Regions from separate parts of the Homo sapiens genome. Here regions 1 and 2 are each linked to region 3. A link is an interaction called in ENCODE POLR2A ChIA-PET data of the cell type or tissue named here. Cell type or tissue: MCF 10A. All regions are shown on one strand. Links, peaks and the distances in the headings refer to the core of each region. The heading gives the core; the rest is flanking DNA.

The links. ChIA-PET counts read pairs that join two places held together with the same protein. Peaks named below come from ENCODE experiments on the same cell type or tissue, not always from the same donor. Only the 100,000 strongest peaks of a DNase experiment are listed, where the experiment ranks them.
Region 1: POLR2A ChIA-PET joins it to region 3 with 25 read pairs; 6 of 35 experiments call an interaction of 5 or more read pairs at or near these places.
Region 2: POLR2A ChIA-PET joins it to region 3 with 26 read pairs; 4 of 35 experiments call an interaction of 5 or more read pairs at or near these places.

What each region holds. Positions count from the first base shown.
Region 1 is chr22:45,549,036-45,558,881 of GRCh38, forward strand. It overlaps FBLN1 (fibulin 1), which reads left to right. Exons shown (of 17, transcript NM_006486.3): 14 at 1,457-1,580. Among named protein-coding and RNA genes, the nearest start is that of FBLN1, 51 kb to the left of the region's middle. RefSeq lists enhancers at 1-123, 4,812-4,921. In MCF 10A, for the core only: CTCF peaks have their summits at 3,589 and 4,909 (motif pointing left); DNase peaks (open chromatin) are centred at 4,536 and 4,856.
Region 2 is chr22:45,531,163-45,541,008 of GRCh38, forward strand. FBLN1 (fibulin 1) reads left to right here. Exons shown (of 17, transcript NM_006486.3): 5 at 103-162; 6 at 1,901-2,002; 7 at 2,599-2,736; 8 at 4,038-4,175. Among named protein-coding and RNA genes, the nearest start is that of FBLN1, 33 kb to the left of the region's middle. In MCF 10A, for the core only: no CTCF peak of the experiment used is centred there; a DNase peak (open chromatin) is centred at 6,729.
Region 3 is chr22:45,464,575-45,474,420 of GRCh38, forward strand. No RefSeq gene overlaps it. Among named protein-coding and RNA genes, the nearest start is that of FBLN1, 33 kb to the right of the region's middle. In MCF 10A, for the core only: no CTCF peak of the experiment used is centred there; DNase peaks (open chromatin) are centred at 4,477 and 5,357.

The sequences.
Region 1 (9,846 bases), core at 1,730-6,729, 83 kb after region 3:
GTAAAGGCTGGAACAGAGGCCTTTAGGAAGATGCCCGCCAGGGAGGAAGCAGTCCAGGCCAGGGGATGGCGTGGCCTGGTGTGGGATGGCCCAGGGATACTCATGGCTATGGGTCAGCTCCAGCATCGGCTAAGTAATGGTGGCCAATGGCATTGGTTCTGCATTCAGCCCCCTTTTCTACGAATGCTCTAGGGGGCAGTGTGTGTCCCCCAGAGCCATCTGATAACCATCCATTCAATCACTGACAGCGGGTGCTGAGTAGATGTTTGTGAGCGCGTGATCCTCAGTGTACACACTGCGCCCAGAAGCTGAGTCATGGAGGTGGGGCTGTCCAGCCAGTTCCTCGGGAGCCCCACACAGGACTGTGGATCCTGGGGCTCTGGAAGCCCCCTGGGTCCCACAGATGTAGCTTCTGGTCATGAGGAAGGTGACTTTGATGAAAGGCAGGCAGGAGCTGCGGTGTTTCCTGGGAGGCCCCCTCCGCTTGCCCTGGGCTCTGGATGGAAGGCTGGTTGTGTCTGCATTTCTGACGGAGCAAATGACTTTTCTCCTGGCCAGGCTCCCTCACCACAGCCTGGGGTCCCGCCCAGACTCAGCATAAACACATTCCTGAGCCGGGCCTTTGAGGCTGGGGAGTGTTGTTTTTGCCACCGATGCTCAGGCATTTGGCACCTCTTAATGGATGTCTCCCAGGGTTGGTGACAGCCCCTGAGCCCCACTGTTTGGCTGCTCCAGAGTCTATGGGAGTTGGGCTGCTCCCCCATCTCCAGGGGCCTCTCAGTGTGGTGCCCCAGGCCCCATCCCAGGAGTCCCAGACCTGGTGGTTCCAGTCCACCCTGAACAGCCACCAACCCCAACACACAGGCAAGACGTATGATCCCTCGAAGGCTGTTTTTCTCATTGTTGTGTGGAGCTAGCAGCTCCTGCCCTTTTCTCCTAAGAGGTTGAGTCACACCTAGGGTAAGGGTGCTGAGCCTCGGGAGCCACAGAGAGGCTCTGGTTAGTTAGTGTATGGACTCTGATGCCAGCCTGCCCGGGTTCAAAGCTCAGCTCTGACATTTATAAAATGTGTGACCTCAGGCAGGTCTCTTAAGCTCTGTGAGCTCCTCATAAAATGAGGATCATAACAGTATCTGCCTCATTGAGTTCTTAGGAGGATTCAGTGACTTATCCTTGCGAGGTACTCCCAGGACCCATCATGTAGTGTTTACTTTTACCATCGTCACGCTCCCTCCAGGGATTGCGAATGATAAGTTAACACTCTATAAATGTAAATACCCTATAAATGTAAGAACTGGCACAGGACGCTGCTCTGAAGATCAGCCAGTGGAGGGCAGGGATGGCCTGATCGCCACCCCTAACCCTAGTTGATGGGAGGCCTGGGCTCCTCCGTCTCCAGATGGGTATGGCTCCTGCAGCCTCTGCCTTCACTGTGCTGCTGTGGGGTCTCTTGCAGACATTGATGAGTGTGTGACTGGCATCCACAACTGCTCCATCAACGAGACCTGCTTCAACATCCAGGGCGGCTTCCGCTGCCTGGCCTTCGAGTGCCCTGAGAACTACCGCCGCTCCGCAGCCACGTAAGTCCCTTGGACCATGCCATCGTCGTCTGTCTGTGTTGGCCTTCCTGGTGACCCAGTTCCCGGGTGGGTGGGTTATCAGGCTGTGACCTCGGTGTCCTCCCATGAGGGACTCAGGGCACTCAAAGATCACCTGATCCCTGGCCCTCAAGCCCCTAAATGCTAGTGACACTGGTCTCGGAAAGTCAAGGGGGTAACTGCAAATGAGTCTGGGGTCTATAGTCATGTTTTCAGGCCAAGGCTGTGCACAGAACCAGGAGAAACCACAGCCCTCTTTTTTCCTAGGGTGGAAGCCTTGGGCAAGCTCTCTGGGCCTCAGTTTCCTCATCTGTAACATGCAGATGTCAGAACGTGCTCTGACTGAGATGCATAGGTAGCAATGTCTCCATGTCAGCCCAAAGCCAGGGAGCCGATGTGACCTGTTGGACGTTGTTGTTAGGTGCCCACCTGAAAGCCAGAATTCGTCCAGCCTGGTGACCGTGTGGGAACGGCATCAAAGATTCCAGATCCTAAACGTGGGGCTGCGTGCCCCTATGTCTTTGTAAGCTCACTCACTCCTAGGCCATCACGGCGCCCACTTGAGACCACGGTTCCCACTTCCTATCCCCCTTGCCCCTAATTGTATTCAGAAAGTCTCATTTAGTGCCACAGTCAGTTGCTTCAGGAAAAGCTCCATGCTGGGACCGATCTCAGGACTGTGGACTTGTGACCTCTCCCAGCACTCTGAGTGCACGATGCAGGCAGCCAGCTGTTTCCGAGGCCTTGGCCCCTTGACCTTCAGCCTGCCTTGGGCTCTTGGCCAGCTGCCCCCGCGACCTGAGGGTCAGTGGTAGTGTCCACCTCTTGACCCTAGGGGCAGCTGCCCTGGCTTGTGGCATAGCAAGGCTTCTGGGTACCCGAGCAGCCCCGTTGTCCCTGGCAGCCCTCCATATTCTTCCTGGCTTTGCGATTCTCATTGGCTGGCCCAGCCATTTCCCTGTTTCCCAGCACGGATTTCTGTCTGCTTGAAAACCCAACATCTTGTTTCCTTCCTGAGCTTGGGTTAGGAAAAAGCTGCCCCAAAACTGGGTTTGCAAGTCTGTAGCATCCCGAAGAGCTCATGGTTATGCAACAGCCTGCCCCAGGCAGTGACACTGCTTCTCTGAGCCATTAAGAAAGTTCGATGGCCTTGGCTGCAGGCTGTGCAGCCGTCTGTCATTGTAAGTTCACTCTCTCCCCAGCCTTTGTCAGCGCCTGGGCTTGAGGATTCCAGGAGGCTGGCTGTGGTTGTGACCTCGATTTCTAACTTGCGCACAGTCGTGAAACCACCTTTCGAAGAGGGGGAGGCTGCCCTGCACAGGGGCCCTGGCGCCTCCTAAGCCTGAGGGTGGGCGGGTTGGCCATGTGTGCTGAGGTCATGGCTGAAATCAGGGGAACCCAGCTCCACCCCTCATGTTGGCTGTGGAAGCCTCTGCCACCCCTCAGTGCTGGAGAAAGTCGTTTCTTCCTGGACCTACTGCGTGCAGGCACCTGGGTAGACAGCCCACAGAGGGCTTTGTCCCCGCACAGGCTCCGCCTTCGGCGTGTGTGCTAGGAGGGAGGAGGGGACCCCACCTGGCTGGGCGTGAGGGTGGGCAGGGGGCTGTCTGGAGTGGGCCATGCCTGCATGGAGGTGGAAGGGGGAGCGAATTAGGCAGAAGCGGCGGGAGTATGGACACATGTGCGGTGAAATGGGGAGTTCAGCCTGAAACCTGGGCCCTGTGTGCTGTGCAGTAAGGGATTGAGCTGCTGGGCGCCTGGCTTGTTCCAGCCCTTGGACTCCCGGGACTGATAGTGAGGAGGGGCCACCCCCTCTCAGCACTGCTAACCCCTCAGACTGGAGTTTTGTATTTTACAGCCCCTTTTCCTGCTCATCAAAAATCGAAGCTGCTTAACACGTTTTTTCATCTAAGCTTCAGAAAGCAATTTTTAAAATCTAAAAGAGCCATATTTAGGAGGGACCCATGGCCGGCGCTTCTGTGGTTAACAACTCAGCAAGAGCGCCTCCTTCGGGAGCCTTGACAGACAGGACTGCAGAGTCCGCTGCTGTGCCTTTCTCTCTCTCTCCACTCAGACGGCTTCCATCTGGGGAACATCCCGGCGGCCGAGGGCTGGTAACTGGAGCATGACCCAGGAAGCTGGGCCGCAAACCACAGGGCTCGGCCTTGTGGACAGGACCAGGCTGTTACAGTCCTGCCCACACAATTCCCTTCTGCCCGCAGGAGGAAGTGTGCAAAGCTGTCCCACAGCCTTCATGGGGCCGGACACATCCTCTTTATCCCCTCAGTGGGGCCGGCGCCTGATGACCTGTGGTCTAGAAAGCTGGAGCAAAGCCGGGTGGCCTTGGTTGCCGCTTCCCGGGGATGGGACACGAGTGAACAGCTGTGGGCCTGAGGGTGTAACACGGTGGACGGTGGCAGAGATAGAGCCGTCGATGGCCCCCCTGCCTTGGCCAGTTCCTGGGGCTTGTCTCCCGGACGACGAGCGTGTGAAAGTCAGGAAAATGCCGGCAGGGATATCCACAAGCACCTGGGGTGGCCAGAACTGCCGTGCCTCCCAGGAGAAGGAGGGGGCCTAGAGGGCCTTTTTTCTCTGGTGTGTGGTGGCTTAGGATCATTTCCATAGAGCTTGAGGTGTTAGGGTCAAATGTGTTGAACTGGCAAGTTGGAGCACATTGTCCTCTAACGCATGACATGGCCCAGGATGGGTGGCCTGCTGAGGGGACATGTCTGGAAACCAGGGCCTGCGTGGCAGGGGGGGACGGGGCGGGCTCGCCTATGCCCTGCTCTGTAATACATTCAGTGATGACAACCCGTCCCTGACCTAGACACACTGGCTAAAAGGGATTTTTGGGCCGTTCCCAGTCTGACAGGCAGTTTGCCAGACAGTTATGTTTCTGGTGTTTTAAAAAGTTTGAGTAGAGCGAAGTACGATCATTGAAGCCAGGACTTACCAGGAAAATCAAGGACATGTTTATTTTTGTGCATTAGTCATTTGCAAAGCACATAGCGGGTGCCCCAGGCCCTGCTCTTTGTCCAGAAGGAGCCAGCCCAGAAACTCCTAGTGTAGAGAAGGTTTTGGGGTGCTCTGAGGAATGACTGTGTGGGGTCGGAGGGGGAGCCTCCAGGGGAGGAGTGACCAGTCGCTGTGTGTGATGACGGCGGGAGCTGCACCAGAACACCACGCACACCTCCCATTGCTTTCCTCCGCTTCCCTCTGGCAAAACAAATTCCATCCCTGGTTAGTACCCGCCATGCTGAGAGAAGCGGGAAGCCGAAATCCCACCAGGGCGACTCTAGCGCCACCTGCTGACCAGCCCCATCCAGGCTGGTCCTGAAGTTGCTGGTGTGTGTGCGTGTGCGCGTGCTTGTGTGTGTGCATACATTGTGTGTGTAAAAGCTTTGAAGTAAGACAGGCCGACTTTGAAAGCCAAGCTTGCCCCTTACGACACACCACGGAGCTATCAGCAAGTTCTGCATCCTCAATGGGCGTCTGTCTTCCAGCCAGTAGAGCGGGAGGACGATGGGAGACAGTGGAGGGAGCGAGTGGAAGGAAAGTCTGCTGCTTGCAGCCTGCTCCCTGCACCCGGAAGCGCAGTTCACCTGCACCCGGAAGCACAGCTCATGGGTCCCATGCTCCTCCCCCAGTTCACGGACGCTTTGGTCATAGCTCCTCAGAGGCCCCCCTGGGGGAGAGCTCTCAGATCGCCTGGAGCACTCCCGTTTGGCCTGGACCTGGGCATCTCTGGGGCAGGCCACCGCCAGCAGCACCCGTGCCCACCTTCTTTCCTGCCTCTGTTTTGGGCCCCTCCCAGGCAGGACTCCCCCGTTCAGTGCCCCTGACTCCCAGGCCAGTCCTTTCTAAGAGCTTGGAATGATCACTAGCCAAGTAAATGCAAGGCCTCCTGTCAGTCCTGACAAACCTGGAAAGAGGAGGTAAAAGGAGACCCCAGTCTCGATAAATGCCTCAAGCAAGTCCAAGTAACCCAGCACGAGACATGGAAACTTAAAAAGCCAAAAGGGAGATGTGATAGAAGGCCAGGACGAGAGGATGCTCCTGACCTCAGAATCCAGACACAGCCCAGATGGCAGGGCTTCCTGGAGCACCTGGGCCAGGTCCTCTGGGGCTCCGCACCTGGGCCCTGCTTCCTCAGGCAGCCACCTTCAGAGTATGATGGGCCAGGAGTTCAGTACACAGGAGACGACCCCTGTCCCATCTTGTGACAAGAAATTAGAACTTGTTACTATCCTGTAGCGGAAGATAATACCGATCTCCATCCTGTCACAGGAGGTTAGAATCTGTAACAGGAAGTTGGAATCTGTGCTCATCCTATACAGGAAGTTAGGACCCGTCCCCGTCTCCACCACAGGAAGTTAGGACCCGTCCCCGTCTCCACCGCAGGAGGTTAGGACCCGTCCCCGTCTCCACCGCAGGAGGTTAGGACCCGTCCCCGTCTCCACCGCAGGAGGTTGGGACCCGTCCCCGTCTCCACCCCAGGAGGTTGGGACCCGTCCGTGTCTCCACCGCAGGAGGTTGGGACCCGTCTCTGTCTCCACCACAAGAAGTTTGGACCTGTATTAGGGTTCTCTAGAGGGACAGAACTAATGGAATATACATATATATATATATATAAAATGGAATATATATATATATATATAAAATGGAATATATATATGGAATATATATATAAAGTGGAGTTTATTAAGGATTAACTCACATGATCACAAGGCCCCACAATAGGCCATCTCCAGGCTGAGGAACAAGGAGAGCAGTCTGAGTCCCAAAAATGAAGAAAAAATGAGTCCAATGTTTGAGGGCAGGAAGCATCCAGCACGGGAGAAAGATGTAGGCTGGGAGGCTAGGCCAGTCTCTCTTTTCACGTTTTTCTGCCTGCTTATGCTGTAGCCGTGCTGGCAGCTGATTAGTTGGTGCCCACCCAGATTAAGGATGGATCTGCCTTTCCCAGCCCACTGACTCAAATGTGAATCTTTTTTGGCAACACCCTCACAGACACACCCAGGATCAATACTTTGTATCCTTCAATCCAATCAAGTTGACACTCAGTATTAACCATCACAAGTCCACCCCTTGTCAACTTGAACCCATGCACATCTCCTGAGATCATACATAATCTTCAAATAAAGACAATAATAAGATCATAATTACACCTAACATAACTATACTTCATACGACCAGAAACTCACCAATCCCCAACCCAAATACTATTATATAAAGTTAACGATACTTAAATGCTGATGTGAATTCAATAAATCTTATGTCACTTGATAAAAGAGAAAGGAAATAAAATGAAGTCATTTTTGTTAGTACAAGTGTATACATGCACAAACATTTTTGATTGTTTTTTGTTTGTGTGTTTTTTAAGACAGAGTCTCCCTCTGTTGCCGAGGCTGAAGTGTGGTGGTGTGATTTTGTCTCACCGCAACCTCCACGTCCCGAGTTCAAGTGATTATCCTGCCTCAGCCTCCTGAGTAGCTGAGATTACAGGTGTGCACCACCATACCCAGCTAATTTTTCTATTTTAAGTAGAGATGGGGTTTCACCATGTGGGTCAGGCTGGTCTTGAGCTCCTGACCTCAAGTGATCCTCCCGCCTCGGCCTCCCAAAATGCTGGGATTACAGTCGTGAGCCACAGCACCTGGCCATGTTTTTAAAAGAAGGAGGAAATACTCACGACAATTACAGTCCTCGTTTCTGCAACTGGTCACATGGCTCGTAGCTGGTATTGATGACTGCCTTCTTCTACTACCCATTCTGTATTCCCTTTGCCTTCAGCAAGCACCTTGGCAGATCTTGTTTTTTTTTTTTCCTGGTGGAGTGACCCAAACCTTCATTCCTGAAGGGTCTGGGTCATTTGTAGTCCTGCCTGGATTGGGCTGTTGTAGTTTCCCATTGACCTTAATCACAGGGCATGGTAATACTGAGAGATGCCCTAATGGATCTCCTGTATTCCATGCATACTCTAACTTATCTTCATTTTGGAGTAGTAGACTGATTTCATCTTGATAGTCTGGGTCAGCCACCCCAGCCAACACTGTAACTCCCTTCTTAGCCTGTTGACTTAAAGGTAGGAGGAGCTTCAAGTGTCCAGGTGGCAATCTTAATTTCCAGTTTAATGGAATCCTTGTTCTGTCTCCTGGTGGCGGCGTTCCTCCCTCTGGAACTAAGACCTCTAGGCCAGCAGAACGTAATGTTGCAGGAACAGGAAGCAAAAATTTTGCTAGTGGATCACTAGGGGTGATGGTGAGTGGTGCCACTTCCATTTCCACCCTTGGATGCCTGGACCCGTGAATCCTGGCTATGGGAGAAACAGTGCCATAATATTGGACCCTGATTCAGAGCATACATGGCCTTCTGTAGAACTTTGTCCCAGCCCTGCAAAGTACTGTCACCTAGTTGGCATTGTAATTGTGACTTCAAAAGGCCATTCCACTATCCTATCAATCTACCTGCTTCACGACGATGGGGAACATGGTAAAACCAGTGAATTCCATGAGCATGAGCCCACTGCCACACCTCTTTAGCAGTAAAGTGAGTGCTTTGGTCAGAGGCAATGCTGTGTGGAATACCATGAGGGTGGATAAGGCATTCTGTGAACCCACGGATGGTAGTCTTGGCAGAAGCATCGTGTGCAGGATAGGCAAACCCATATCCAGAGTAAGTGTCTATTCCGGTGAGGACAAACCTCTGCCATTTCCATGATGGAAGAGGTCCAGTATAATCAACCTGCCACCAGGTAGCTGGCTGATCACCCCGAGGCATGGTGCCACATCGAGGGCTCAGTGTTGGTCTCTGCTACTGGCGAATTGGGTACTCAGCAGTGGCCATATCCAGGTCAGCCTTGGTGAGTGGAAGTCCATGTTGCTGAGCCCATGTGTAACCTCCATCCCTGCCACCATGGCCACTTTGTTCATGGGTCCATTGGGCAATGACAGGGGTGGCTGGGGAAAGAGGCCGAGTGGTGTCCACAGAATGAATCATCCTATCCACTTGATTATTAAAATCCTCCTCTGCTGAGCTCTTTTATGTGATATGGTGAGCACTCTCATGTGATACAAATATCTTCACAGTTTTTGACCACTCAGAGAGGTCTATCCACATACCTCTTCCCCAAATTTCATTGTCATCAATTTTCCAATCATGCTTCTTCCAAGTCCCTGACCATCCAGCCAAACCATTGGCCACAGCCCATGAATCAGTATGTAATCGCACATCTGGTCATTTCTCCTTCCATGCAAAGTGCACAACCAGGTGCATTGCTTGAAGTTCTGCCCACTGGGAAGATTTCCCTTTGCCACTGTCCTTCAGGGATGTCCTAGAAAGGGGCAGTAGTGCTGCAGCTGTCCACTTTCGGGTGGTGCCTGCATATCGTGCAGAATGATCTGTGAACCAGGCCCTAGTCTTCTCTTCCTCTGTCAGATGATCGTAGGGAACTCTGCATGAGGCCATCGGTGCAGGCTGGAGAAGAGAAGGCAAGTTGGCAGGAGTGGAGACCACGGGCATTTGAGCCACTTCCTCATGTAACTTAACTTGTGCCTTCAGGACCTGCTCAAGCCCGATCACGTATATACCACTTCCATTTGATGATGGAATGCTGCTGTTCATGACCAACTTTATGGCTAGATGGGTCAGAAAGCACCCAGTTCATGATAGGCAGTTCAGGTCATATGGTGACTTGATGACCCAGAGTCAAACATTCAGTTTCCACCAAAGCCCAGTAACAGGCCAAGAGCTGTCTCTCAAAAGGAGAGTAGTTATCTGCAGAAGATGGCAGGGCCTTGCTCCGAAAGCCTAGAGACCGCCACTGTGATTCACCTATGGGGGCCTGCCAAAGGCTGCAGCCAGCATCCTTATCTGCCACTGACACCTCAAGCAACATTGGATCTGCTGGGTCATATGGCCCAAGTGGCAGAGCAACTTGCACAACAGCCTGGACCTGTCATAGAGCTTTCTCCTGTTCTGGACCCCACTCAAAACTGGCAGCCTTTCAGGTCACTCGATAAATGTGCTGGAGTAACACTCAAACGAGGAATGTGTTGCCTCCAAAATCCAATAGGCCCACTAGGCGTTGTGTCTCTTTCTTGGTTGTAGGTGGGGCCAAATGCAGGCAACTTATCCTTCACCTTGGAATATCTCGACAGGCCCCAAACCACTGGACCCCTAGAAATTTTACTGAGGTAGAAGGTCCCTGAATTTTATTATCAGATTTATTTTCCATCCTCTGGCATGC
Region 2 (9,846 bases), core at 1,805-6,804, 65 kb after region 3:
CATTACTGCCTGATAGTGACAAGAAGAGAGAATGTTGGGAGTTTCTTTTAAGATAAGATGGGTGTTTGGATAAATGTCTGACTTGGTCTTTTTCCCCCTTAGATAAGATCATTGAGGTTGAGGAGGAACAAGAGGACCCATATCTGAATGACCGCTGCCGAGGTGAGACTCGGGCGTCTCCCATCAGTTGGTATTTAAACAAACCCCAAGGGGCCAGCAAGGTGGCTCAGGCCTGTAATCCTAGTACTTTGGGAAGCCAAGGCAGGAGGATTCCTTGAGCCCAGGAGGTTGTGGCTGCAGTGAGCTATGACTGCACCTTTGCACTCTAGCCTGGGCAACAGAGCTGGACCCCGTCTCAAAAACAAAAAAACAAACAAACAAAAAGCAAAACCAAGGAATCTCGGTGCTGATCTCACTGGAAGTTGGAATCCAGGTTTTGCTTTGGTTTACCCTGCAAAGTACCCTTTGGCTGGGAGCCAGCCATGAGCCACTTCCACCCTGAGGAGTCGTGGACTCCCAGCTCCTCCTTCCCTTTCCCCTTCCAGATCTAGGGCTGGCTGGGGAGGGGAAGGGTGGGCTTACCAAGGAGGGGCCCTGGTGAGGCCCTGCTGGGGAGGGTGGCCCAGGCCCAGGGCCAGAGCTGGTGTGGAAAGCCTGCACGTTACCGAGCCCCCAGGCCTTGTGAAGGTGACAGAGGCCTCCCTCAGGCTCTCAGGGGAGAGGAGGGGGCTCAGCGTTCCCTGCCTTTGTGCCCCTGGAGCCCCAGCCACGGTTCTGTCACCATTGGTGATATTCATTTGCCTCACAGGGAGATGTCTGCACATTTAACTAAGGGCCTCGCAGGTTTGTTTTTCATATGATAAAACTGCTTTTCTTTCATGGAACATTCTGGCATGTCTAGACCTGCAGATCTGCCTCACAAGCTCTTTCAGTGGTTCCCCCTGTGGTTAGGGTGTTAATTAGGGGCCAGTTTAATTCTTAAATGATGCAGTCAGTGTACAGTGACAGTTGGTCCAGGGGCGCTGTCCAGGGGCCTGGTGGAGGGAGGAAGGGAGTGACCTAGAGCCCCAGCAAGCCTCAGGGCTATGGGAGGAGCTTTCTGGGGAGGGGAGAGCTGGTCTGCAAGGAGGAGGTGGGATTAGCTGGGAAAATAACCCTGAAACGGTCCTCAGGGAGACCTGAAGCCTTGTAAAGGGCACGGACCCACTGTAGCAGGGTACTGGGAGGCAGTGGGCTGGGGAAGGAGGTGGGGTTACAGGGCCAGAGAGAGGGGCCCTAGAAGCAGGCAGGCTGGCAGCAGTTAGAAGTGTATCTCGTAGAATCTTTCCCTGGTTGAGGCTTATCCTGATGAGATTTGCACTCTGAGCATCACTCTGGCCACCCTGTAGGAAGAACAGGTTGTGGGGTGCTTCTGGGCTATGCAGAAAGACCAGGTAGGAGGCTGTGGCCACAGCCAGGTGGGCAGCTGCAGGAACTGAGGCCATGGTAGTGGGCTTGGAGCAGTGGGACAGCTCGAGAGTTCAGTGAGGAGCAGGTACATGAGGCCTAGTTGGGGCCTGGCCTTCCACGTGGAGCCCACACCCCCATGTCTGTGACCGGCAGTGAGCTCTTCTCTGCTTCGCCCCTTCCAGGTCCACCCCAGCCTACAAAGGGCACCCTGCACACCACCTGATTTTCCAGACGGGGAGGTTGGGACCTGAAGCAGCAGCCCCTGGGGGGTGTCCAGAGCCAGAGCCTGGGGGTCTCCCAGTAGGGCAGCAGGTGGGCTCCAGCCAGGTCAGCCTGCCTTCCTGGGTTCGTCTGCCCAGAGGGCGTTTTCTATGACCCAGCCTGAACGGAGCTAGAAACCAGGCGGTGCCTGGGTGCGTCCATCCCTGGCTCATGCACGCTGTGCTTCCAGGAGGCGGGCCCTGCAAGCAGCAGTGCCGAGACACGGGTGACGAGGTGGTCTGCTCCTGCTTCGTGGGCTACCAGCTGCTGTCTGATGGTGTCTCCTGTGAAGGTAATGTCCCTATCCCAGGTGCCAGCAGGACTGGCCGGTCACTGTGCTTGGGAGCTCTGTGCTGGAGGACTGACCAGGGCCTGCCTTCTACAACCCAGACCCCATTCAGGGGTGGAGAGCAGCCCAGGACGCGCTTTCTCGTGTTCGCTGGAGTTTGCAGCGCAGAGGCCCCTGCCGAGACTTCCCTCCAAGACAATATAAGCACTGGGGTTGGGAAAGAGGATGGAGTTGGGGTCTAACCAGGTTCCGGATCCAGGATCTGCTGAGTGGCCTTGGGCACATCCTTCAGCCTCTCCTGGCCCCCGCGTCTGTGAGATGGGGGAGATGGAGAAGATGCTGCCCCTCCGTGGGGTTCTTGAGGACCACATAACTACAGTCTCAGAAAAAGCAGTAGATATGAACGTTAGCAGGGGAGAGAAATCACTGCTTTCGACTCCGTGCAGTCCACAGCCCGGATGTGCACATGGTGGACCTGAGCTCAGTTTGCGAGGGTGCAGGGAAGCACTTCCACCGTGGCTTTGGCACATTCCTTTCTAGGATGTATTAGGATGGGTCGTTCTTGCTGGTCACCCCCGCACTGCCTCGGTCTCTCCTAGATGTCAATGAATGCATCACGGGCAGCCACAGCTGCCGGCTTGGAGAATCCTGCATCAACACAGTGGGCTCTTTCCGCTGCCAGCGGGACAGCAGCTGCGGGACTGGCTATGAGCTCACAGAGGACAATAGCTGCAAAGGTACAGCATGCGCTCCGAGTCTGCAAACCTGGTCTTCCAGGCGTAGATACGGCGCGGTGGGAAGGGCAGCTCTGGGGTCTGGGCTCCCGCAGTCCTGCGCCCTCTGTGGCTGCCTGGGCGACTGCCTGCTCATCTGCAGGAGGGAGGTGGTTATACCCACCAGGGTGTCTGGACAGGTGGGATGGAAGGTGAAAGTGCTTGCCAATAATGTTCAGAACATTGAAAAAGTTGACAGTAGTGCACCGGTGCCAGCTAGTTCAGCTGTTAGGAAAGATTTACGTTCTTATGGTGCAGAGTAAACGATGGCAGATTTGGGTTTCTAAAAAGGCTCAGTGCATGACTATTTAAAATCAAGACCAGGGATGAATTTCAGGTTCTCACATGTACTTTCTACAAAAAAAAAAAAAAAAAAAAAAAAAAAAGCAAAAACAAAAATCCCACAACTGTTTTTGCACAACAGCTGCCTTCCATCCAAATCCAGGCTTCCTTGAAGTTCAAAGCATATCCCCTTCCACTGCATAAACACATGGCATTTCTGGCTGCCAGCCTTTCCCCGCCAAGCCTTAGGTGTTATTTGGCAGATGGGGAGGCTCTGATGAGGATCGTTTAGAACACAGTTTTGCAGAGGGTTTCAAGCCTTTCAGAAGGACAAATCCACTTGTGTAAAAATGTCACTCACTGTATCATGAGAGTGACTTCAAAGCATGGCACACCCCTTCTGACATCTGAGGGCCACAGAGCAAATTCTGTCCTCCCCACCCCCACACACCAGCTGGGTGGTTTGGACCCCTAGAGCCCAGTGGCCAAGCCAGCTGAGTATACACATTTGACCATTTGACAGCCATGAACTTCAAGGGAAGGGCAGCCCATCACATCCCATCATGACTGTAACCCTTGTTAATATCTGGATTATTGTGAAGACTTCAGAATGGATATGTTTATAGAGACTGTGTTTGTTGCCACTAAGATAATTGCTTTATGATCTAAACTAAACATACACTTAGCCTGAATGAATACTAATATATATATACCTGCCAGGAAAATGCCAGGGTGATTTATTATAACAGACAGTTTGCCTCATAAGAGCCTTGGGAAAAAAAGTCAGCTTTTTAAGTCTTTAGCAACTGGAGCACGATTTGGCTCAGTGAAGTCTTTTTTGTGTATGATTTCTCTATTAGAATGTTTTGGGTTATAGTCTGAGTAATGCGCATTAGAAAAAAGCTTTCTTGTGATTTTAAAGTGTTGTAAGATGCTTCTGGCAGGACTCTTGCTAACAATTTCCTTTTTTTATGATGTACCAGATATTGACGAGTGTGAGAGTGGTATTCATAACTGCCTCCCCGATTTTATCTGTCAGAATACTCTGGGATCCTTCCGCTGCCGACCCAAGCTACAGTGCAAGAGTGGCTTTATACAAGATGCTCTAGGCAACTGTATTGGTAAGAGGTGTGCCGCCAGGATTAGCGGGTTATTCCAGGAGGGGCCAGCGACCTAGCCTTGGGGCAGGCCTCTAGAATCTGCGGGGCCGCATGGTATACAGAACAGGGGTTGGCAAACTTTTTGTGTAAAGGGCTGGACAGCAAATAGAGCAAATACTTTAGCCGTTGTGGGCCATATGGTCTCTGTCATAATAGTCAACTCTGCTGTTATAGTCTAAAGCGGCCAAGGGCCATCTGTAAACAAATGGGTGTGGCTGTGTTCCAATAAAACTTTATTTACAAAAATAGGCAGTAGGCTGGATTTGGCCCAAGGACCACAGTTTGCTGATCTGGGTTTAGATTAAAGAGCTTGGGTTTTGGAGTTAGAGTGACCCAAGAAAATTACTTCTGAGCTTTAATTTTTTCCTCTATAAAATGGGAGTAATCATAATACCTGGCTTAGAGACTTGAGGCCAGGATTAGGCGAGTACTTGCGAAGTACTGGTACACAGGAAGCACTCGGTGAGTGGTGATTCCCTGCCACAGGCATTTAGCCTATTAAAAAATTATTTTAAAAAATACTTGGCTGGGCACAGTGGGTCACGCCTGTAATCCTAGCACTTTGGGAGGCCAAGGCAGGAGGATTGCTTGAGCCCAGGTTTTTGAGGCCAGCCTGGGCAATATAGCGAGACCCCATCACTACAAAAAATTAGCTGGGTGTAGTGGCGCATGCCTACAGTCCCAGCTACTTGGGAGGCTGAGGTGGGAGGATCCCTTGAGCAGGGAGGTCGAGGCTGCAGTGAGCTGTGATCGTGCTACTGCACTCCAGTCTGGGCAACAGAGCAAGACCCTGTCTCAAAAATAAAATAAAATATAAAAATAAAAAACAGTCTGTGTTAGTATTTGAATTCATAGAGACAGAAAGTAGAATGGAAGGTGCCGGGGCTGGGCAGGGTGGGGGATGGGGAGTGAGTGTTTCCTGGGCGCAGAGTTTCAGTTTGAGAAGATGAAAAAGTTCTGGAGATGGATGGGGGTGATGGTGGCACGACAGTGTGAATGCAGTAATGCCCCTGAACCGTCTACTTAAAATGGTTACGATGGCAGATTTTGTGTTACATAAAATTTGTAGTTCACATGTAGTTCACCACAATGAGAAAAGAAACTCTGGCCAGGCACGGTGGCTCACACTTGTAATCCCAGCACTTTGGGAGGCCGAGGAGGGTGGATCACCTGAGGTCAGGAGTTTGAGACCAGCCTGACCAATATAGTGAAACCCCATCTCTACTAAAAATACAAAAATTAGCTGGGCGTAGTGATGGGCGCCTGTAATCCCAGCTGCTTAGGAGGCTGAGGCAGCAGAATCGCTTGAGCCTGGGAGGCAGAGGTTGCAGTGAGCTGAGATCACGCCACTGTACTCCAGCCTGGGTGACAGAGTGAGACTCCATCTCAAAAAAGAAAAAAAAAAAGAAATTGCTGATATCAGAGAAATACTAATATGAAAAGAGAGAATCCCATGTGAACTTAGTATGAATTTAGGAGGCCTGGGCAAGACCGCTCACGCTAGAGGAGCTGTGTGGGGTGCGGCCGGGGAGCTGGCCGGCCTGGGTTACTGGTTCTGGAAAGACAGGAGGTGAGTCCTGCTTTCCCCAGCCGTTGTCAGGTTAACTGCCTGGCTAGGCCGCTGCAGTCAGCGCTTAAGTCCTGATCCACCGGCTCTCCCTCGGCCTCTGCTTGGCAGACGCCCCTGGGTCCTGCCTTTGAGGTCAGAGAGACTTTTTAGGAGAAGAGGTGAGGAATCCGAGCTACAGATCACACTAGTCAGAACCTCCCCACCTGGGGTGGCCCCATCACCTCTCCCCTGCCATGAGCAAGGGGGTATACATTTCCATCTTGCTTCGATTTCAACTTTTCCTTAGCGAAATCTGTATTGATCATTTATTTGAAATAGTGGTTTGGAGAGAGAGCTCTTCCCCCACTGCATTATTTTTAACCACTGAGATATTTAAAGATAAGTGGATGTGGCCGGGCACAGTGACTCACGCCTGTAATTCTGGTACTTTGGGAGGCCAAGGCGGGTGGATCACTTGAGGTCAGGAGTTCGAGACCAGCCTGACCAATATGGTGAAACCCCGTCTCTACTAAAAATACAAAAATTAGCCGGGTGTGGTGGTGGGCACCTTGTAATCCCAGCTACTCAAGATGCTGAGGCAGGAGAATCGCTTGAACCCAGGAGGTGGAGGTTGTAGTGAGCCAAGATCGTGCCACTGCACTCCAGCCTGGACAACAGAGCAAGACTCTGTGTCAAAAAAAAAAAAAAAGATAAAAAGACAAGTGGAACAGTGAGCCCTTAGGACAGGGGCCTCGTCTGAAACCCGCCCCAGCCTTCCTCTGTTACAGCTTCCCTGTCATCCCCTGGGGGAGACTTCTGAGCTGGGGCGCTGTGGCTCAGCTGCCAGTTGGCCCCTCGCCAGTCCCTTGCCAGCAGGGAGGGGTGGTTTTCGCTCAGCGCAGGGGGTGGTGAGCAGGGAAGCCATGGGCTCTCCGGGACCAGCGGGGAGGATAGTCCTGCTCAGACTTGCAGCCTGCTCAAAGGGGGGTCCGGAGGAGGCTGGCGTCGACTGAGGATGGAAACCCTGACTCATGGCAAAATCAGCCCCGATTTCCACAAAGAGGCAATGTTTGCAAGTCTCAACCTAGCCCTGACTTTCCTCTCTACAGGGTGCAGCACTGTGTATGGGCTGAGGCTCGGGAGCCGTCCCCTTACTGTCCTTCCAGGACTGGCAAGCAGGCTGTGGGCTGAAGGCCAGCCTGGCGGCACTGAGCTGTTCCGTGCCATCTCCCTGGGTCCTCAGTGACAGCATCGAAAGCCAAATGTTCAGCTCCCTCAGGGTCCCCTTAGCTTGGGATGCTGGGATGAGGATGGGGTTCCCCTTTTCATGTGCTCTCAATCCTTGCAATCAAGCTCAGGAATCATTGTTTTAAAAGATCTCTATTTATTTCAAAAATTATGTATGTCTTGACTTATAAATCAGCAAACAAAACCTAAGTGTAGGAAGTAAACGCTCCTCCCCTGGCCAATCCTGCCCGCCTCTTGGCAGGGTCCATGAGCCCTTCTGGGCTCTGCTCCCTTGAGACTTTTTGTTTTTTTATGAAAATGGGATCAGACTGTTCTGCCACTTGCTTTTCCCCCCCACTTGACAGGGTATTTAGAAATCATTTCATGTCAGCACCTTTATGTTATCTTTTTAAAAATGACTGCATCAGCAGAAATACGTCTTTCTAAGGAGAAAATACATCAAGATAGAAGGTAGTTTCAGGCCGTCTGGGAGAGGGCTGAAAAGGTTCTATGTCAGGTCCTGGTCCCCCAGCACGCACCCTGGGTCCTCTGCTCCCACACCTCTGCCCATGGTACCCGCTCCCTCACCCAGGAACAGCATGGTCCGTGGTGGGAAGCGTTGATTTCCTTGTGTAGCCAGAATCCATCTTCCTGGAGCTCCTAGAACCATCCTGGGGCCCCAAGAGCCCATCCGAGCCTCCTGCCTGTAGCAGAAGAGCTCTTCCTGCAGAGCTAGTACAAGGGATGGGTCAGGGTCCCAGAAAGTGGAGGTCTCTGCCCCTATCATGCATGGAGAATTTTCTAGAACCTTAAGGTTGGGTCACCGAGGGCTTTGAGACCAGCATGGCTTTGTCGGGTTTTCTTTGCTCTTTTCTTCAAATTCCCTCCTCCTGCTGCTGTATTCCTTTCTCCTTCTCCTCCTCCTCTTCCCCCTCCCATCCTCCCCCTCCCTTCTCCTCTTCCCCTCCCCCTCCCCTCCCACTTCCCTCCTCCCCCTCCTTCCCTTCCCCTTCTCTCCCTCCCCGCCTCCCCCTTTCCCTCCTTCTTTTCTTCTTTTTTTTTTTTTTTTGAGACAGTCTCACTGTCACCCAGGCTGGAGTGCAGTGGTGCAATCTTGGCTCACTGCAACCTCCACCCTGCTGGGTTCAAGCAGTTCTCCTGTCTCAGCCTCCCAAGTAGCTGGGATTACAGGTGCCCACAACCATGCCTGGCTAATTTTTGTATTTTCAGTAGAGATGGGGTTTTGCCGTGTTGGCCAGGTTGGTCTCGAGCTCTTGACCTCAGGTGATCCACCCCTCGGCTTCCCAAAGTGCTGGGATTGCAGGCGTGAGCCACCACGCCCAGCCTCTGCCTTTCTTCTTGAGTGGGGAGGAAGGAATGGGCCAGGGCTTCCCACGTGCCCTGGCTGACCTTGCCTGGGGATGTCGGCAGGTCCTGGGGCAGGAAGGGGTTCCACTGAATCTAGGAAGCACTGGGTGAAGCCAAGTGAACGGGGACCTTGGTAGCTTGGGCTTTTCCCATGTGAATCCCTGAGAGGGAGAGATCGGGTGCCCTGTTCCCAAACTCACCCTATGCTTTACATTGATTTGCTGTCTGTTTATTCATTCCCATTCATTCATTCATTGATAGCCAGGTCTTACCCCTGTGGAGTGCACGATGTTCTGAGGGACACTGTTGTTCTGTGGAACAGAGTTTGGGGAATCTAGTCTGAGTGAGGAACCTGCAGCGCCAGTGGGAAGGCAGCCACCGCTCTGCTAAACGCTGCATTTATTCGTGTTACAGGGCAGGGGCCACCCAGCTGTTTCTCTAAAGGGCTAGATGGTAACTAACAACTTCAGTCTCTGTGGCAACCACTCAACTCTGCCTTTTGCAGTGTAAAAGCACCCCTGAGCAATGCATAACAGAGTGGGCCTGGTTGCACGCTAATAAAACTTTATTTACAAAAGCAGGTGTAAGCCGGGTTTGAACCAAGGGCCATCATTTGCTGGCCACTGATTTAAGGGAGCTGGAAAGCAGGAGACCCTGATTCTAGACCTAGGCCCTGGTTGGCCCCTGACTTCAGCCATGAGCCCAGAGTCATTCAGTCTCCGGACCTTGGTTTCCTGTTTATAAAGTGCAGGCAGTAATGATAGTGATACCGGCCTCACCTCACTTGCAGGCTGGCTGTGGTGCTCGAGAGCGGTCATGGATGTAAAAGCTTTTGTAAACTGTAAATTGCTGCACGGTCAGCGCGAAGGGCTGACTCATTTGACTGAGGAGGGTGGACTTGGCTGGCAGGGAGAGGGGTACAGCTGTCCTCCTTTCTGACTTACGCTCAGGGGTCTTCCACCATCACTCCCTCTCTTTGTTCCCCCATACCAGATGCTTTGTAAGTGTCTGAGCAAGGTTCTCCAAGGTGATGTTTAGATGCTTAGGTCCTTTTCCACTCCCTCTATCAGGAAGTGCAATCTGTGTATTCTTCCTCCGAATTTGAGCAGAAGGAGGGTATCCCTGTGTAGCATGGCCCTCCTGGACCATTCATGGGTTCACACTTGCTCATTGTATGTCATCAAAGGTAAATGCCCCACGGTCCCCATGTCAGAGATGTGTCCACTCAAGGAAGGAGACTGCCGTGCAGTGAGCTCAGGGAGCCATGGCACCTCCCGGGTGGGCCTGGCTCAGCATAGGCCCTGTGAAGCCCAGTCATCGGAGGGGCCTAGAGCCTTGCTGGGAGTCAGAGTTGCTGGCACCACGTGGACAGTCACCTGTCTCCTTAATACCGTGCCCAGTGTGTGGAGTAGATGAATGCAGGAGAAGCCAGGCAGGCAGGTCCCGATTTGGCGCAGCGAACGATGGAGGTGCTGGAGATTTAGGGAC
Region 3 (9,846 bases), core at 3,243-8,242:
CAAGATGGGGCAATTTATAAAAGAAGGAGGTTTAATTGGACTTACAGTTCCACGTGGCTGCAGAAGCCTCACAATCATGGCAGAAGGCAAGGGGAGCAATTCCCATCTTGCATGGATGGCTGCAGGCAAAGAGAGAATGAGGAAGACGAAAAAGTGGAAACCCCTGATAAAACCATCAGATCTCGTGAGATTTATTCACTACCATGAGAACAGCATGGGGGAAACTGCCCCCATGATTCAATTATCTCTCACCAGGTCCCTCCCACAACACGTGGGAATTATGGGAGTACAATTCCAGATGAGATTTGGGTGGGGAAACAGAGCCAAACCATATCAGATGGAAAAAGTTATATCATGCAAATGTTAATCAAAGGAGAGCAGGTGGCTATATTAATACCAGATAAAGTGGACTTCAGAGCAAAGAAAATTACCAGAGACAGAGAGGACATTATATAATGATAAAAGAGCCAGTCCACAAGAAGACATAGCAATCCTAAATGTGTAAACATCAAAGAAGAGAGCTGCAAAATACGAGAATCAAAAGCTGGGGCCAGGCGCAGTGGCTCACACCTGTAATCCCAGCACTTTGGGAGGCCAAGCTGGGCGGATCACCTGAGGTCAGGAGTTCGAGACCAGCCTGGCCTACATGGTGAAACCCCCGTTTCTACTAAAAATACAAAAAATTAGCCAGGCGTGGCGGCACACGCCTGTAATCCCAGCCACTCGGGAGGCTGAGGCAGGAGAATCGCTTGAACCCGGGAGGCAGAGGTTGCAGTGAACCGAGATCGTGCCATTGCACTCCAGCCTGGCAACAGAGCAAGACTCCGTCTCAAAAAAAAAAAAAAAAAAAAATTTGCCAAGCATGGTGGCGAGTGCCTGTAATCTCAGCTACTCAGAAGACTGAGGCAGGAGAATCACTTGCACCCAGGAGGCAGAGGTTGCAGTGAGCCGAGATCATGCTACTCCACTCCAGCCTGGGTGACAGAGTGAGATTCTCCCTCAAAAAAAAAAAAAAAAAAAAAAAAAAAAAAAAAAAAAAAAAAAAACTGGAAGGACAAATAGATAAATCAAGAATTATACTTGGAGACTTTAATACCCCTCTCTCAATAAATTATAGACTAATCAGGCAGAATATCAACAAAGATATAGAATAAGAAAACTCAACAGAAACATCAACCAACAGTATCTCAACAATATTTATAGAACACTCCACCCAACAAGAGCAGAACATATGTTCTTTTCATATTTTCCTCATTGTCTTGGGGATTAACAATTGGCTCCTCGTTATTTACGCAAATGTCTGCAGCCTGCTTGAATTTCTCCTCAGAAAATGGGATTTTCTTTTCTATTGCATTGTCAGGCTGCACGTTTTCTAAACTTTTATGCTCTGTTTCACTTTTAAAATCAAATGCTTTTAACAGCATCCAAGTTACATCTTAAATGCTTTGCTGCTTAGAAATTTCTGCTAGATACCCTAAGTCATCTCCCTCAAGTACAAAGTTCCACAAATCTCTAGGGCAGGGGCAAAATGCTGCCAGTCTCTTTGCTAAAACATAACAAGAGTCACCTTTGCTCCAGTTCCCAACAAGTTCCTCATCTCTATCTGAGACCACCTCAGCCTGGACTTTATTGTCCATATCGCTGTCAGCATTTGGGGCAAAGCTTTTCAACAAGTCCCTAGAAAGTTCCAAACTTTCCCACATTTTCCTGTCTTCTTCTGATCCCTCCAAACTGTTCCAATCTCTGCCTGTTCCCCAGTTCCAAAGCTGCTTTCACATTTCAGGTATCTTTTCAGCAATTGGTGCTGGGGAACATACACCAAGATAGACCATATCTTGGACCATAAAACAAACTTTAACAAATTTTCAAGAATTGAGAGATCATGAGGGTATGCTCTCTAATCACATAGAATCCAACAAGAAATTAATAGCAAAAAGATAACAGGAAAACCTCCACATACTTAGAAACTCAACAACACACTTCTAGACAATCTATGGGTCAAACAGGAAGTCTCAAGGGAAGTAAGAAAAACACATTAAATTGAATACAAATGAAAATACAACATATTAAAATTTGTGAGACACAGCTAAAGCAATATCATGAGGGAAATTTATAGCAATAAATGCACATATTAGAAAAAAAAGCCTCCAGCCTGGGCAACATAGTGAGACCCCATCTCTATTTTAAATTGTATCTGTATAATTTAAAAAGAAAAAGAGGCCAGGCATGGTGGCTTACGCCTGTAATCCCAGCACTCTGGGAGGCTGAGGTGGGCGGATCACCTGAGGTCAAGAGTTCAAGACCAGCCTGGACAACATGGTGAAACCCTGTCTCTACTAAAAATACAGAACTGACAACTCAGCTGTTTCCTGCATTCCTTGAGCATGTTCACTGTCAGTCTATGTGGACCGCCTTGACCAGGTTCAAGAGTTCCTTTTCATTCCAGTTTATTGAGACTTTTTCTTTTTTGAGTCGGAGTTTTGCTCTTGTTGCCCAGGCTGGTGTGCAATAGTGCAATCTCAGCTCACTGCAACCTCCACCTCCTGGATTCAAGCGATTCTCCAGCCTCAGCCTCCCGAGTAGCTGGGATGACAGCCACCCGCCATTAACCCTGGCTAATTTTTGGGTTTTGTTTTGTTTTGTTTTGTTTTTTGATACTAAGTCTCAATCTTGTCACCCAGGCTGAAGGGCAATGGTACGATCTTGGCTCACTGCAACATCTGCCTCCCGGATTCAAGCAATTCTCCTGCCTCAGCCTCCCGAGTAGCTGGGATTACAGGTGCCTGCCAGCATGCCTGGCTAATTTTTGTATTTTTAGTAGAGATGGGGTTTCACCATGTTAGCCAGGCTGGTCTTGAATTTCTGACCTCAGGCAATCCACTCGCCTTGGTCTCCCAAAGTGATGGGATTACAGGAGTGAGCCAACATGCCAGCCTGTATTTTTAGTAGAAATGGGGTCTCACTGCATTTTCCAGGCTGGTCTTGAACTCCTGACCTCAGGTGATCCACTGGCCTCGGCCTCCCAAAGTGCTGGGATTACAGGCGTGAGCCACCGCACCTGGCCTATGGAGACCTTTTAAGCATCAATGATTGTTGAATTTTGTCAAGTGTTTTTTCTGCTGTATTAGTTCATTTTCCCACTGCCATAAAGAACTTACCTGAGAGTGGGTAAATTGTAAAGGAAAGAGGTTTAATTGACTCACAGTTCAGCCTGGCTGGGGAGGCCTCCGGAAGCTTAACACTATGGAGGAAGGTGACAGGGAAGCAAGTACTTTCTTCACAAGCCATCAGGAGAGAGGAGGATGAAGGACGAGCTTCCAAACACTTAAAAAACCATCAGATCTCGTGAAAACTCCCTCATTATCACGAGAACAGCACGAGGGAAACCGGCCCCATGATCCATTCACCTTCCTCCCTCCACATGTGGGAATTACAGGTCCCTCCCTCAACATGTAGGGATTACGATTGGAGATGAGATTTGAGTGGGAGCATAGAGCCAAACCATATCATCTGCATATATTGAAATGATTACATGATTTATGGCAACGTGGTGACTTACACTGATTGATTTTCAAGTGTTAAACCAACCTTGAATTTCTGTGATCAGTCTGACTTGGTCATGATGGATTGTCCTTTTTGTATATTTCTGGATTTGATTTGATCATATCACATTAAGGATTTCTGTGAGTGAAAGGAAAATAAATCTTGGGACCCCCAAATCACTAAACTAAAGGAAAAAGTCAAGCTGGGAACTGCTTAGGACAAAGCTGCCTCCCATTCCATTCAAAGTCATCCCTCTGAGGCTCACCTGAGACAAATGCCTATCTGATTGCTTCCTCTTCCCTATCGTTTATGTAAAAATGCAGATTCACTGAACGGGACTAAATTGTGTATTCAGTGGAAGACTGGTCAAGGACTCAAAAGAATGCAACCTTTTGTCTCTTGTCTACCTTTAACCTGGAAGCCCCCACTTCGAGTTGTCCCACCTTACAGGACCGAACCAATGTACATCATACGCAGGAAGCTCAGAAAGCTTAAAATAATGGCAGAAGGTGAAGGGGAGCAGGCACGTCACATGGCAAAAGCAGAAAGGTGAGAGAGAAAGAGAGAGAGAAGAAGGGGAGGTGCCACACACTTTTAAATGACCAGATGTTGTATAAACTCGGGGTTAGAACTCACTTATCAGCAAGGGGATAGCCCAAGCCATTCATGAGAAATTGGCCGCCATGATCCAAACACCTCCCACCAGGCCCCACCTCCAACATTGGGGATTACAATTCAACATGAGATACGGGTGGGGACAAATATCCCAACTGTATCAGCAAGGATATTTCTATATTTTGGAAATCTTTCCATTCGAAATTGACAAAACGAACAAAGGCTTGTCACTGGAAGTGGTAAGCTTCAGTATTGCGGGGGGGGTTGGGGAGGGCAATTGCTCACGGGGAACTGGCATTTTCCAGATTCGTTCCAACTCACTTGATCAATGAGTCATTACTGTGTGGTGTTTTTAAAAAGCAGTTGAAATATTCTATTGCTGCAGCAGAGAAGGATCCAGGCAGCCCAGCTCCAGGTTTTGAGTCTCGGTGGTGACTTCAGCGTTTAGAAACAATTGTTTTTGGTTCAGTTCTAAAGCATTATGAATTCTGTTTAACTATGAACAAATTTTTACTTGACCCTCTAAAGTAGATCTCCTATCTTTATGATCTGTTTCATTTTCCATTAAAGTTTTAAAAACATATTTCAAATATCCCCTGGCATCAAAATGAAGTTATAAGACCTCAGAATCACCAACAAACGCTCTCTTTCTAGAATGCGAATGTGTGGGGAAGTTTTATTAAAGTGATTTTCATGTGCAAAAAGAGATTAGGCACGAATAAAGCCTGCCATAAAAAGCACACACGTTCTCTGGGGAATGTCTCAGTTTTGATTTCAGGGTTCAGTCTCGGTGAGATAATGATAGTCTTTAACATATGCATATTTCTTTTCTTTTTTAGTTTGGGCTTGTTTTTTGTTTGTTTGGCCTATGTCCCCATTGTGACTCTAACTTGCCAAAACTTAAACCTGAAAAACTGGCATTAGAAATTAGGCATAACATTACGAAATTACACATACCTCCAAATTTTTTCATGCCTTTTGGATAGTCTCAATTCCAATGTTGTTTTATGCCAATAATGAACATGTGCTGAGATGCAGTGCGGGTTGTTAAAAGTGCTTGCCAAACATACTTCTAAAGCTAACCCCGTTAGGGGAAGAAAAAAAACATCACATTACAGCACATTGGCTCAAAAGCAATGTACCCAAAGGTTGGCCCTCAAATGTTTCTCATTAAGAATCTTCCCTCCCCAAGGGCAGGCCTGGACTTGTTTGTTCCTTAATTTTCAGCCTTTAGCTCAGTGCCCAGCAGTGTGAGGTGGTTAATTGCTGCCAACCAGACAGGTTATTTGAAAATATTTGCCTTTAAGAGGTGTGTTAAATGAACAGTCCCCAGAAGTAAGATCCACGCCTCAGGGCAAAGGATGTTGTACTGCTTTTCACTTCCAAAGTGGACTTTCAAACTGAGATGTCGCTCTGAAATCCAAGAAGCTGCTTGGCCTGGAGGGAAAGGTTTCTGAGAGGGGCAGAAGAGAGTGCTGGCACCGCTGTGTTCCTGGGTAGGGCTGTGCCATGCCATGCTCCACACTCTCCTTTATTTTTATTTTTTTATTTCTTTTTGTTTGAGATGGAGTCTTGCTCTGTCACCCAGGGTGGAGTGCAATGTCACGATCTCGGCTCACTGCAACCTCTGCCTCCTGGGTTCAAGCAATTCTCCTGCCTCAGCCTCCTGAGTAGCTGGAATTACACGCACTCACCCCCACGCCTGGCTAATTTTTGTATTTTTAGTAGAGATGGGTTTTTACCATGTTGGCCAGGCTGGTCTCAAATTCCTGACCTTAAGTGATCTGCCCCCCTCAGCCTCCCAAAGTGCAGGGATTAAAGGCATGAGCTATCACGCCCGGCCCACACTCCTCCTTTAGGATAGTAGGGCCTGCACCCGGGTGGGGTGAGGGCTGGTGCAGACAGGACCCACTGGTGGCTTCTATCTGGAATAAGCTTCTTTTTTTTTTCTTTTTTTAAATTTTTTAATTTTTTTTATTATTATTATACTTCAAGTTTTAGGGTACATGTGCACAATGTGCAGGTTAGTTACATATGTATACATGTGCCATGCTGGTGTGCTGCACCCATTAACTCGTCATTTAGCATTAGGTATATCTCCTAATGCTATCCCTCCCCCCTCCCCCCTCCCCGCTGGAATAAGCTTCTTCATCCCTAAGTCATTCTCACTTGTTCTTCAAAACTCTGGTGAGAAGCTCCCACTCTGCGGAGACTACTTTGAGGCCCAGTCTGGGTTACCTGTCTCCTCTCCTGCGCTCTCCGGGTCCTCCCCGTGTCTGCCTGTCACAAGCTAAGCCCAAGGTATTGCCATCCTGTTTCCCTCCTGGCCTGTCAGCTCCTTTGGGAGGGGACCACGTGTGGCGCATCTTTGTGTCTCTGTGACCAGCAAAGGATGCTCCTACGTTCCCCACTAGCCCCCCCTCTGCCCACCCCAATTCATCAACGTTCTTTTGAAGGTGCTTTGTCCTCGCCCGCCCACCGCCACCCCCAGCTGCTTTTTCCTTGTGCTTGCTTTCCAGCACTTTGACTGTGCTGTCCCTAGAATGTGGTTTTCTGTATGTTTATCCTGCTGGGGCTAAGTAGAGCTGCTTTATTCTGTGGATTGTCATCTTTTATTATTTTCTGGAAATTCTTGGCCATAATCTGTTCCTTTCTCTGCTCCCGTTCCTCTCTCTCTCTCCTTTTATTCTGGGACTATGCTTACTTGAAGGGGTGATACGGTTTGGCTCTGTGTCCCCACCCAAATCTCATGTGGAATTGTAATCCCCACGTGTTGAAGGAGGAGCCTGGTGGGAGGTGATTGGATTATAGGGGTGGATTTCCCCCTTGCTGTTCTCGTGATAGGGAGTGAGTTCTCACAAGATCTGATGGTTTAAAAGTGTGGCACTTGGCCAGGCACGGTGGCTCACACCTGTAATCCCAGCACTTTGGGAGGCAGCGGGTGGATCACCTGAGGTCAGGAGTTCGAGACCACACCCTGGCCAACATGGTGAAACCCAGTCTCTACTAAAAATACAAAAAGTAGCCAGGCGAGGTGGCATGTGCCTATAATCCCAGCTACTTGGGAGGCTGAGGCAGGAGAATTGCTTGAACCTGAGAGGCGGAGGCTGCAGTGAACTGAGATTGTGCCACTGCGCTCCAGCCTGGGTGGCAAAGGGACACTCTGTCTCAAAAAAAAAATGTGTGGCACTCTGCCCATCTCCACAGCTCCTACTCTGCCATGGTAAGACGTGCCAGCTTCCCCTTCTCCTTCCACCATGAGTGTAAGTTTCTTCAGGCCTCCCGGTCATGCTTCCTGTTAAGTCTGCAGAACTGTGAGTCAACTCAACCTCTTTTCTTCATAAAATACCCAGTCTCAGGCAGTACTATTTTATTTTAATTTATTTATTTATTAATTTTTGAGACAGGGTCTCACTCTGTTGTCCAGGCTGGAGTGCAGTGGCGCAATCTCAGCTCACTGCAACCTCCACCTCCTGGGTTCCAGTGATTCTCAGGCCTCAGCCTCCCAAGTAGCTGGAATTACATCATGGAATTAGCCACCATGCCCGGCTAATCTTTGTATTTTTTTGTAGAGACGGGGTTTCACCATGTTGGCCAGGTTGGTCTCAAACTCCTGACTTCAATTGATCCACCCGCCTCAGCCTCCCAAAGTGCTGGGATTACAGGCATAAGCCACCATGCCTGGTCCCCTTAAGTTCTTAATTGTTTAGTTCTAGAATTTTAATTTCATTCTTTTTCTTCAAAGATGCCAATTTCTCATTGAAAAATATAACTTTTATTATTTTATCTGTATTTCTTCTATTTGACACATTAATCATTATTACTTTTATTGACTTTTTGTTTATTTATTTGTAGAGACAATGTCTCACTCTGTCCCCCACGCTTGAGTGCAGTGACAGGATCATGACTCACTGCAGCCTCAAACTCCTGGGCTCAAGGGATTCTCCCACCTCAGCCTCCCTAGTAGCTGGGACCATAGGCACAAACCACCATGTCCAGCTAATTAAAAAAATTTTTTGTGGAGATGGGGTCTTGCCCAGAGTAGTCTCAAACTCCTGCGCTCAAGTGATCCTCCCACCTTGGCCTCCGTAAGTGCTGGGATTAGAGGCGTGAGCCATCGTGTTCAGCCTCATTATTATTTTAAAGTCCTTGTCTACTAACTTTAATATCTGCATCTGACTCTTTTCATGTCTAGTGATTTTAATGAGGTGCTGAACATTGTATATAAGAAGGAAGAAGGCTCTAGGTGATGTCATTCGCTCCAGAGATGGGTCCTCTTCACCTCCTAAAAATATTCATGCTTAAGTGAAAAAAGCTGTATACAAACTAGCCCTATTGGATAACCAGTATGAAGGGGCTTTTCACCTCATTCTAATCAGAAACTGAGCAGTAAAGGGGCGGGGCCATAGTTCTCATCATACTCAACCTATGTCCAGGGTGTCCTTGTTTCCAGACCATGCCTTCATAGTCTCTCTCTCTTTTTTTTTTTTTTTTGAGATAGAATCTCACCTTGTTACCCAGGCTGAAGTGCAATGGCACCATCTTGGCTCACTGCAGCCTCCGCCTCCCAGGTTCAAGCTATTCTCGTGCCTCAGCCTCCTGAGCAACTGGGATTACAGTTGCACACCACCACGCCCAGCTAATTTTTATATTTTTGGTAGAAACGGGGTTTCACCATGTTGGCCAGGCTGGCCTCGAACTCCTCACCTCAGGTGATCGGCTTGTCTCGGCCTCCCAAAGTGCTGGGATTACAGGCTTGAGCCACCATGCCCGGCCCATAGTCTCTTTATTGAGAACCCCCTGGGCCTTTGTCTCCTCAGCCCTAAAAGATGACAAGACAGCAGCTCTGTCCATCAGAGGTTCCAGCCTAGCTCTCCCCGTTCTTCCCAAGTAGCCTTAAAATCTGGCAAGTGTCTGGGGAGGAGACATTGGCAGTGTGTTTGAGACAGGTCTCCTCCCAGGGCTGATCTTTTGTTCCCTAAGCACAATTCTGCCCTTTAGAAAAAGTTTCCTCCCCACTCCCCAGCTTCCGGCACCAGAACCCAGCAAATGTACCTCCAGGGAGAACAGGCCAGATTCCCACAAGTGTCCTTAGCACACTCTCCCATGTGACCACTGAAATATCTGCTGCTTCCCCCACCCTGCAAAGGCTTTCTGCCTTGAGAAGCCCAATCCTCAGCCCTCAGGAAAAATAAAAAACAAAACAAAACAAAAAAAAAACAGCTGGAGACCCACCGCTCACCTCAGGGCCTCCCAGCACTAGAGTCTTATCTAACCTAAGCCGCATTGCCTCCACAGCTCTTTGATGTCTTTCAAAGTATGTTTTTTGCTATTTATTCAGCTTTTTCTAATTGTGGCAGTGGGAACTTTGGCCTGTGATGATCTACTAAGTGTTCCGATTTAAAAAGTAGAAAAAGAATGTCTCTTAATAGCTTATCCACATACTTGCTTTTTTAAAAAAAAATCACGCTTAAGTGAAAGCACTAAAAGCACAATTGCACGGACACTAGGATTGCAGCTGCAGAAAGCCTCCATGCAAGCAAACCAGAGCTAGAGGGAAACGTGGACAAACGAAGCCTGCTGGGCCGGGCGAGGTGGCTCACACCTGTTATCCCAGCTATCTGGGAGGCTGAGGCAGGAGAATCACTTGAACCCTGGAGGCAGAGGTTGCAGTGAGCGGATGCTGCA